Linked DNA regions of Homo sapiens: region 1 is linked to region 2. A link is a loop called in an ENCODE intact Hi-C map of the cell type or tissue named here. Cell type or tissue: IMR-90. All regions are shown on one strand. Links, peaks and the distances in the headings refer to the core of each region. The heading gives the core; the rest is flanking DNA.

Region 1 (5,387 bases), core at 265-5,264, 97 kb after region 2:
AATATTGCTTAACATCATTAGTTGAGCAATTAATGACATGCTCAAATTAAATATATGCAAATTAATTTGCATTGTATAAATGCAAATTAACATGCAAATTAAATATACAATGAGATACTATTACACACCCGGTAGAATGGCTAAAATTAAAGACTGACAATATGAAGCATTGGTGAGGATGTCAAGCAACTGGAACTCTCAACATTACTGGTGGGAGTATAAGGTGGCACAACTAATTTGAAAAAAAAGAGTTCCATAGTTTCTTATAAAACTAAACATAGGGGTCGGGTTCTGGGGCTCATGTCCGTAATCCCAGTGTTTTGGGAGGCTGAGGTGGGAAAATCCCTTGAGGCCAGTAGTTCACGACAAGCCTGGGAAACATGGCAAGACCTCATTTCTAATTTAAAAAAAAAAGTTCGCAGACAGTGGTGGCGTGTGCCTATAGTCCCATCTACTGGGGAGGCTCAGGCAGGAGGATTGCATGAGCCCGGGAGTCTGAGGTTGCAGTGGGCTATGATGGCATCATTGCACTCCAATCTGGGCAACAGAGATAGACCCTGTCTCAAAAACAAAGCCCCAAACAACCACCAAACATAGGACCTTTATCAAAATTAAAAACTTTTGTGCATCAAAGGACACTATCAAGAGAGTGAAAAGGCAAGCTACAAAATGGGAGAAAATATTTGCAAACCATGTATCTGATAACGGGTTAATAGCCAGAATATAAAACAACTCCCCAAACTCAACAACAAAAAAAACAAGCAACAGAATTTAAAAAATAGGCAAAGGACTTGACAGACATTCCTCCAAAGGAGATATATAAATGGCTGATAAACCCATAAAAAGATGCTCACATCACTAATGATTAGGGATGCGCAAATCAAAACTACAGTGAGATAGTGCTTCATTTCATTAGGATGGCTATTATAAAAACAACAGCAACCACAACAAACCAAAACATAAAATGGCAAGTGTTGGTGAAGATGTGGAACTCTTGTGTATTTTTAGTGAGAATGTAAAAATGGCACAGCTGCTGTGGAAAACTGTATGGTGGCTTATCAAAAAAATTGAACATAGAATTAACTGTATCTTCCAGGAATTCCACTTTTAGAGATACACCCAAGAGAACTGAAAGCAGGGACTCAAACAGATATTTGTACACCGATGTTAGTAGTAACATTAGTCACAATAACTAAAAGATGAAAACAACCCAGCGTCTATTGACAGATGAATGTATAAACCAAACGTAGTATCACATATAATGAAATATTATTCAGCCTTAAGAAGAAATGAAGTTTTGATAGATGTTACAACATAAATAAGCCTTAAAAATATTACGCTAAGTGAAACAAACCATGCACAAAGGACAAATATTGTATGATTCCACTTTTATGAATACTCAGAATAGTCAAATTTGTAGAGATAGAAGGTAAAATAGTGGTTACTGGGCTCGGGGGAGGAGGTAATGGAGAGTTATTGTTTAATGGGTATGGGGTTTCAGTTGAGATGAGAAAAAAGTTGCGGAGATGAATAGTGGAGATGGTTGTACAACAACGTAAATGTATTTAATGCCACTGAATCACACACTTAAAAAGGGTTAAAATGGTAAATTTTATGTTCTGTATATTTTACCACTATAAAAAGAAAAAAATAGCCAGGTGTGGTGGCTCACGCCTGTAATCCCAGCACTTTAGGAGGCTGAAGCGGGCAAATCACTTGAGGTCAGGAGATATAAAAAAATTAGCCGGGCGTCATAATGTACTAAATGCCACTGGATTGTACAATTTAAAAACAGTTAAAATGGTAAATTTTATGTTATGTGTAATTTGCCACAATAAAAATGCTAAAAACAAAGAAACTATACAGAAACATACCTTACAACCCAGCAATTCCATTTCTGTATTTATCCAAGAGAAATAAAAATAAAAATACTTGTACACATATGCTCCTAGAAGCTTGTAAAAGCCCCACATAGGAAAGAGCCTAGGATGTCCATCAATAGGAGAATGGCTCAGCCAACTGTGGTATATATGATCAATGGACAACTATTGAAGTCACTCAACCAGTTGGTTGAGCAGAAACATGGATGTAGATTGTTTTACTCCAGTTTCTTGTCTTTCTTCTTCCCCACAAGGTGGGCTTTCCCACTCACCCAAAAATTTTGACCTAAGGAACACCTTGAGTGTTACTGAAACCCTAGAGCTCCCTGGCGGGCTCTGTTGAAACTCTTCCTTTGTCCTCTCACAGGAAAGTCATCATCTGTGCTGTGGCCTCCGAGACCTCTATCTGGTCCCATAGGTTTGGGTCCATCCCTTGCCAGGATTGACAGAGGAACCCTCCCCATTCCTCAGCAGAGGGGAATCTAGGCACAGAGGCGCCCAGCATGCCTGGGTCATGGTTTTCACCTCTCTAGGGGTCAGAATTCTAACTGGTCTTTCTTTCCCATGTTTCAAGTTGGAATGCTTTGGCCACCAATACACAGGCTTCTGTGAGCCTGACAAGAGCCTCTCTTGGGGGTGACCCTGAGAGGCACAGAGTTGTCAAGGCCAGGCATGCTCACTGTTCTCCAAGTTGCAAAATGAGCCATCTACTCCATACAGTTTGAGGGCATGGATCTTCAGTTGCACAATCTGTATTTGAATCTTAGCTTTACCACTTGTTTTGGTAAACTGCACGACCTCACTGTGCTGCACGTTCCTCATTGGTGAAAGGAAATGAGAATGCTACTTGCTTCATGGGGTTGCTGTGAGGATGAAATTGCTTCATAGGGTGTCAAGTTCTTGGAGTTGGTGCGTAGCACATGATAAGTACTATGTAAGTGTATTATTTTTACCCACCAACCACCATGTTCTCCATGTTCTTTGAAGGCTGTTGTTCTCCAACAAGTGAAAAGAAATAATTAATGCATCCTATCAGTCAGGATTCAGACACACCAGTAGTTTGAATAGGGAAAATTTAATGTAAAAAATTATTAACTAGTAAAGGAGGATTCATTACGAAGAAGGGTAAATGGAACTCTAGATAATTCAGGAATAACAAAGGGAGCAGCCACTACCTCTAGGGCTGACATAGGGAACCCAAGGAAGCAACAAACTCTCCCTCCCCTCCAAGGCTGAGATTCAGAGTTCACTGGTGAGGGTGGCTCCGGGGCCTGCGGATGGTGGAGGAGTTTGCTGAGGTGCTGCAGGCTGAGGATGGCAAGCAGGAAACTCTGTCGGGTGCTGGCAAAATCTCACCGGGAAGCCGCCCACTGGCAGCTGTGCTGTAGGAGCCAGAAGAAAAGCACTGAGCTAGGAAGAGAAGTCCCTTCTAGTGTTCTTCTAGCACTTTCTACTGACAAGACCTAACAGTGGCACCAGCTGACAAGACAAATACTTTCAGGGTCCAGCTCCAAGATCACAAAGCAGGGCCAAGAAGGGCGAATTTGGAGTAGAGCAGTACGAAATGGACTGGTACACACCCCATCCATGTTCTTATAGAGACGTTTAACAAGGAGTTTTCCCTAATTATGGTTTATATATTTATGGTAACACAAAAGGGAGCTAGGATTAGGGTGACCATATGTTCCAAATTGTCCGGGACGGCACAATTCATGCTTGTTGGTCCAGTATTATTAACAGTGCTCCTTTTGACTCTCAGAAATGTCCCTGTTTGGAGGATAAATTATGTGGTCACATTATCTACAGATGCATCAGCTTCCATGAAACTAACCTTCCCACTGCTAGTAGCTAGAAATTCTGTAAATACCCCACCCTACCCCCAATCTGTCTGAATGCAACAATGAGCCACCAAGGCAGCCTAAGGGCTAAGGGGCCAAAATTTCATGGAGAAGAGAAGTGCATTCAGGGGGGCTCAGCACCCTGAGCTGCTGTCCTCCTTGAAGTGTTTGTCAGTGACAGAAACTATGAGGCTGAAAAGGTGAGCAGAAAGCAATGGCTCTCCAGAGGAACATATGATTAAAAATACATCGAGTCATCCATAGGATCGTTTTTTTTTTTTTTTTTTTTTTTTTTTTTTTTTTTTTTTTTTTTTTGAGATGGAGTCTCGCTCTGTCGCCCAGGCTGGAGTGCAGTGGCGTGATCTCGGCTCACTGCAACCTCCGCCTCCCGGGTTCACACCATTCTCCTGCCTCAGCCTCCCAAGTAGCTGGGATTATAGGCACCCACCACCACGCCTGGCTAATTTTTTGTATTTTTAGTAGAGACGGGGTTTCACCATGTTAGGCAGGATGGTCTCGATCTCCTGACCTCGTGATCTGCCCACCTCGGCCTCCCAAAGTGCTGGAATTACAGGTGTGACTCACCACGCCCAGCTAGGAGTGATCTTAATGAGTATAAGACGCAATTCTAAGTGATATGAAAGGACTGTGTCATAGTTAAAACGGTAGGTTTTGTTTTCTTAATGGTACATAAAATAATAGCACATTTTACAATTTAGAGTGTTTTAGATTTGATGAAATATGGTATATTTGTCCACAAGTATGGGTATATCTGTAAGAGAGAATCTTATAGAAACTGCTGGATCAAAAGATACATGCATTTAAAACACTGACAGATTCTGATAAACTATCTTAAAAACAAAACCAACTAAAGACTATCCATTTCCCCACACTCTCATCAACACTGGACATTACCAATCTTTAAAATTTTTCTCATCTGACAGGCTCTCACCACTTCTTCATTTCGGTGTCAATCCAGGCAATTTGATGGGATCCCTCAAATTATCATATGTTCCACTCTCTGTGTAATTGGTTCAAATCTGCAGCACACCTCCCTAGAGCATGGGCCTTGAGACCTACACCTCTTTCTCCTCCTAAGGGAAAATAAGGGGTCATTTTCCCCGGGGATGCTGGTGAGCATCATGGACTATCAGGACAGGAGGGGACCTCAGACACTGACAAATGGAGGGGGTTCTGAAAGGCATTCAGGAAGGTCCACAGTGTTGCACGTGGCAGTGGCATCTTTTACATTTCCATTTGGAAAAATAACAATTAAAATAATCCTTTAAGATCCCCCGCTACCCATTAAAATGGAATCACTTTGGAAGCCTCTGAATGCGTGCTCACCGGTACATGAAGCATTCATTCCTTGAACACCAGATATGCGTTCATGTGACAGCTGCTTGGGTGGCTTCTCATGTGGGCTTTGCCTACTCTACAGCAATATTTTTAAAAGTCATATGCTGCTTAATATATACCCATAATGAAATGCTGGCTAAAAATAGAAAATATAAAACATTTGCTGGAATAAAGTAAATGAGGACCATAAAATGAGAATTCTACAATTTTGAACCAAGACGATTTTCATTCACTAGACCTACAAATTGCATTCAGCCCATCAAACTGTTTATATGGCTCATCACGGTGTCTCTTGTATATCTGAAACCAA
Region 2 (5,387 bases), core at 85-5,084:
AACCCCGTCTCTACTAAAAATACCAAAAATTAGCCAGGCATGGTGGCATGCACCTGTAATCCCAGCTACTCAGGAGGCTGAGGCAGGAGAATAGCTTGAACCCAGGAGGCAGAGGTTGCAGTGAGCTGAGATTGCACCATTGCACTCCAACCTGGGTGACAGAGTGAAACATCGTCTCCCCCCCGCCCCCAAAAAAAAAATTAACTTGCAAACCCCTTTCACACTCACGTATATCCCCTTAAATGATTATTCTGTTATTTTTATGTGTGCATGATGAATAAGCTATTTTTATTTTATAATATTTACTTTAGACTCATGTATTACTAATCTCCATGATAAAATGTTATCTTAATATAAGATTTATCCTTACAGAGAGATAGAACTTGATGTTTTCTATTTATTAAATGATACCTACTTTCCAATTGAATTTGAGTTATTTAAGGAGAAAGGCATTTATTGACAATTATTAAAATGATTTGCATGATTAGTTTACGTAAAATGTATGTTTTAAGTGAAATTTTATATTTAGAATTCAAAATAGATTCATAGCTTAATGTTTAAGATTTTGAAGGGGAACATCACATCTGGGGACTGCTGTGGGGTGGGGGGAGCAGGGAGGGATAGCTTTAGGAGATATACCTAATGCTAAATGACGAGTTAATGGGTGCAGCACCCCAGCATGGCACATGTATACATATGTAACTAACCTGCACATTGTGCACATGTACCCTAAAACTTAAGGTATAATAATAATAAAATAAAAAATTTAAAAAATGACTTATTAGTTCTAAATTATAGGAGGAAAGGCTTTTAGGCTTTCATTTGTATAAAATAGTTATTTGTATAAATGAAAGCCTAAAATAGGCCTAAAATATTTACACAAATAAAAGCCTAAAATAATAATCCTCCAAAAATAATACATGATGGGTGTACAGTGTTATTCCCGATAAACATGAATATAATGGTCTCTGTATTTTCTCTTTTTCACATTGGTTTGTGAAGTGTTAGTTGATATCTTCATGTGCTGTTTGAACATTTGAAGGTAACTTACAGGTCAGAGAAATAATATTTTAAGGCAAACTTACAGAATTACAATTTTTTATGCACCCAATTAACTTATGTCTCAACCTCAATGTTTTCTCTTAAACTTCAGATCTATCACACATGTATTTTAAATGTCACATGTCAGTAATTTAAACTACAAAACAAAAACTAACACAAGCTTACAGTGTTCAGCTAGCTGTTAAATCATCTGAGTTTTAGGCCTCAAGCATGCTGTGATGTCAGCTGCCCATGCTCACTTCATATGGATTTAGAGTCTTGAAAGGGATTCTGTCTGTAAATGGAGATTTTAAAATAAGGATTTTACTTATTGATTAAAATAAAGGAGTGCAAAACAGATACCTGTTTGTTTCTTCTCTCCTCCCCTACTCCCTCCCTCTTCCCCTCCCCAGCCCCCTCCTCCTCCCCGCTTCCCTCTGTAACCCAGGCTGGAATGCAGTGGTGCAATCACAGTGGCCTCAACCTCCCAGGCTCAAGCAGTCCTGCTGCCTCAGTCTCTGTAGTCGCTGGGACTACAGGGGTTCACCACCACACCTGGCTGACAGATACCTGTTTTTATTAGATTCCTGACTTTATCAATGAGACCTCCCTGAGTACCTTAAATAATCCTTGGAGTGGTGTCTGAACCCTGGGTTTGGAAACGTGGATTTAGATTTTTTTTTTTTTTCTTTTGAGATGGAGCCTCACTCTGTCGCCCAGGCTGGAGTGCAGTGGCGTGATCTCAGCTCACTGTAACCTCTGCCTCCCACATTCAAGCAATTCTACTGCCTCAGCCTACCGAGTAGCTAGGACTACAGGTGCGTGCCACCATGCCTGGCTAATTTTTTTTGTGTGTTTTCAGTAGAGACGGGGTTTCACCGTGTTAGCCAGGATGGTCTTGATCTCCTGACCTCATGGTCCGCCTGCCTCAACCTCCCAAAGTGCTGGGATTACAGGCGTGAGCCACCATGTCCGGCCCCAGATTTTTTAAATACTACCATCTTTTTGAGAACCTATTTCCAGAAACATACACAATAGAGTATTTTTAATCAACAAAACAAAAACTCCCTCAGCAGCACAATGCATAATACAGGATGCTTCACTGAATAGCTTTAACAGGGCCACAAGCACTTTATATAATAATGGAAATAAGTTGGTTTAATGAATTCTGAGTATTAAAAAAACAAATATACTATTATGTTTGGCTTGTAAGCTGGGAACAATAACATTGTAAACTAAGCATGACAAGTATTTTTAAAATGTTTGATTATTTTGTGTTGATGTTACAAATTAAATAGCATTTTTCGTTTTTTCTTATTTTTCTTCTGCTTTAGCTACACAGTCTCACCAGTGGTATTCTTGGGGCCCACCTAATATGCAGTGTAGATTATGTGCAATTTGTTGGCTTTATTGGAAAAAATATGGAGGCTTGAAAATGCCCACCCAGTCAGAAGAAGAGAAGTTATCTCCTAGCCCAACTACAGAGGTACAGTAGTCTTTTTAGTGTTGAAAAATGGCATGTTTTTAAATGGGTTGATTATTCCTTGGAAACAGAAGTACAGTATAGGATAATTAAAAAATGAAGAAAGCTACCTTTATAGCTAAACGTAGCACTACAATATTCAGGGTAGGTGTGGAGAGAAGCAGAGAGAAATTAAATTTTATCAGGTATTCAGAATAATGGTCTCAGACAAAAAAACAATGAGTGTGGGAGATGTTAGCATAAGTAGAGAGCTTACAAATTAAATGTTTAATTGCTTTTGAAAACAGTTCGTAACCTTTACATTCTGTTGAAGGCGTGTCTTACTACATAAAGTCATAAATGCAAATTAAGCATTTTTTCTCCCCGTGGCTGTTTTGGAGGGACAAGAAGTATGGACTTAATCTTGAGGTGAACAACAGTTTAAATGTGATTTTGGTAAAATCCTCATAGGCTGAAGATGCCAAACGCCTGTGTTTACCAGTGGGCGACTACCCTTTTTCAGTGCTGACGGGCTTTCAGGACTCCTTAATTTAAAAAAAAGTGTAGTTAACCCCCTTGGCAGTTTCATACCACTTACTGTGAATGTGATTTTGGATTCCTGTATAGCAGTACAGTATTCTCCACAGTTCCCTTCTCTACTCCCCACCTCTTTCCCAAAAGTGCACACTTTAATTCTCTCTTTTAGAGGTAGTGCACCAAGTGACGTTATAGATGCTTCATGAAAGATTTAAAAGTTGCACTTTTCTTTTGAGCATGATGCAAACAGTAACGTGTTTGGGCAAGTTCACTTCCTTGAGTGTTTGTTGTTTTCTGATTTTGCAGGACCCTCGTGTTAGAAGTCACGTGTCCCGCCAGGCCATGCAGGGAATGCCAGTCCGAAACACTGGGAGTCCAAAGTCTGCAGTGAAGACCCGCCAAGCTTTCTTCCTTCATACTACATATTTCACAAAATTTGCTCGTCAGGTCTGCAAAAATACCCTCCGGCTGCGGCAGGCAGCAAGACGGCCGTTTGTTGCTATTAATTATGCTGCCATTAGGGCAGAATGTAAGATGCTTTTAAATTCTTAACCTTATATGTTGTGCTTCTGACCATTTTCTCTTTTCCTCTCTTTCCTTTTTTTTTTGTTTGTTTGTTTGCAATAAACATAAGTTCTTGTGTACAGCCTTTTATTTGGTTTATTTTTTAACATTGTTTTTGTGTGCTGCCATTTGTATCATGCCAACCTGGAAAAAAAAAATCAAAACATTGAAACTTCTGTACTCTTTACCAGAGAGTAGTGCTTAGCAAAAGATTGGTGGGAGGTGATCCTATTCCATGGGGTTTTGTGATGGAATTGCCTGCAGAGCCCTTATTGAAGCACTTTTACCTTTTAGGTAGTGCCACAATGTAACCCCTAAGGATGCTGTTATAATGAGACTCCATAATCGAGACAGTACAGTCCAGTCTTACATGGATTCATTAGGTTTAAATAAAATTTGCCAATTTACACTAATTAGAGACTGTATGTCTTTGTAAACCTCTCGTTTTTCTCATGAACCTTTTACAATTGTCATACAACATTATGGAAATTCACCCTTGATTCATAACAAATACTATATTTATTAGAAGGTCTAGCAAATTACAAGTAAATTTTAAACTCATTTTTGGGTGAGTTTTCTGAAATTACACATTGCATTTTCATAAGCTAGCATCTAAACATATGGTTGAGCAGCCTGTTTGTCCAGTTTGGTTTCCATTTCATGATCATGTATCATATATATCACCACATAACATTTACATGACTTACTACTCTTATTTTCAACACATTTGGTCTTGCTTATCTTTTTTATTTTTATTTTTGTTAGCACAGAGATCATATGTGTCCATGAATTGTGGATCGTTTTGTCATTACCATGTCTCTGACAATATGTGTATAATTAATATGTTAGCTCTGGAGTCACATTCCAGGCTAGCATGTTAGAGCCGTGCAGCTTTTGTTCCTTAAGGGGTGACAAAACTTGCTGTCTGGCCTAACAGATAGGAAATCCTAAAGCCATTCTAAGAAATCTCTTACTATGAAATGTTCCCCTTTGATTTAAAGAGGATATCAATAAAAGGAATGATGACTGAAAAAAACATTTTTTGTTCCTAAAGATAATTTTTAGCAGAATAGTTGAAAGGCTTTAAAACTTAAGTAGCAGCTCTATAAGAAGAAAAATGCTTTGTAAAGGGAGTTGAGGGCTGGGCGCGGTGGCTCATGCTTGTAATCCCAGTACTTTGGGAGGCCGAGGTGGGTGGATCACCTGAGGTCAGGAGTTCGAGACCAGCCTGGTCAACATGGTGAAACTGTCTCTACTAAATATACAAAAATTAGCCAGGCGTGGTGGCAGGCGCCTGTAATCCCAGCTACTCAGGAGGCCAAGGCAGGAGAATTGCTTTAAACCGGGAGGCAGAGGTTGCAGTGAGCTGAGATTGCGCCATTGCGCTCCAGCCTGGGCAATGAGCGAAACTTCATCTCAAAAAAAAAAAAAAAAAAAAAAAAAGAAAGTGGTAGCAATGTCAGAGTCCCACAGAAGGGGGATTACTATATTAGATTCATGTATATTTGAGAGTTTAGGCTTATATTTAGGTTTTGTGCTAGCATTTGAGACCTCATGGACTTACGTTACCACTTTCCCATTTTGGGAATTAGAAATATTTATAGTCTAAATTGTTCAGCTCATTTAAAACACATTTTCATGTAATTTTTTAAATAAAATGGTGAAGACCAGTCACGGTGGCTTACGCCTGTAATCCTAGCACTTTGGGAGGCCGAAGTGGGCAGATCACCTGAGGTCAGGAGTTAGAGACTAGCCTGGCCAACATGGTGAAGCCTCATCTCTA

The links. Hi-C counts contacts between places; a loop is a spot of excess contacts. Peaks named below come from ENCODE experiments on the same cell type or tissue, not always from the same donor. Only the 100,000 strongest peaks of a DNase experiment are listed, where the experiment ranks them.
Region 1: a loop joins it to region 2, with 2.7 times the contacts of the local background. A loop is called at or near these places in 1 of 110 quality-filtered maps.

Annotation. Positions count from the first base shown.
Region 1 is chr2:42,801,886-42,807,272 of GRCh38, forward strand. No RefSeq gene overlaps it. Among named protein-coding and RNA genes, the nearest start is that of TRI-TAT2-1, 6.0 kb to the right of the region's middle. In IMR-90, for the core only: no CTCF peak of the experiment used is centred there; a DNase peak (open chromatin) is centred at 2,716; H3K27me3 peaks cover 472 bases.
Region 2 is chr2:42,705,528-42,710,914 of GRCh38, forward strand. It overlaps MTA3 (metastasis associated 1 family member 3), which reads left to right. Exons shown (of 17, transcript NM_001330442.2): 13 at 2,376-2,527; 14 at 3,347-3,569. Among named protein-coding and RNA genes, the nearest start is that of OXER1, 56 kb to the right of the region's middle. In IMR-90, for the core only: no CTCF peak of the experiment used is centred there; no DNase peak of the experiment used is centred there.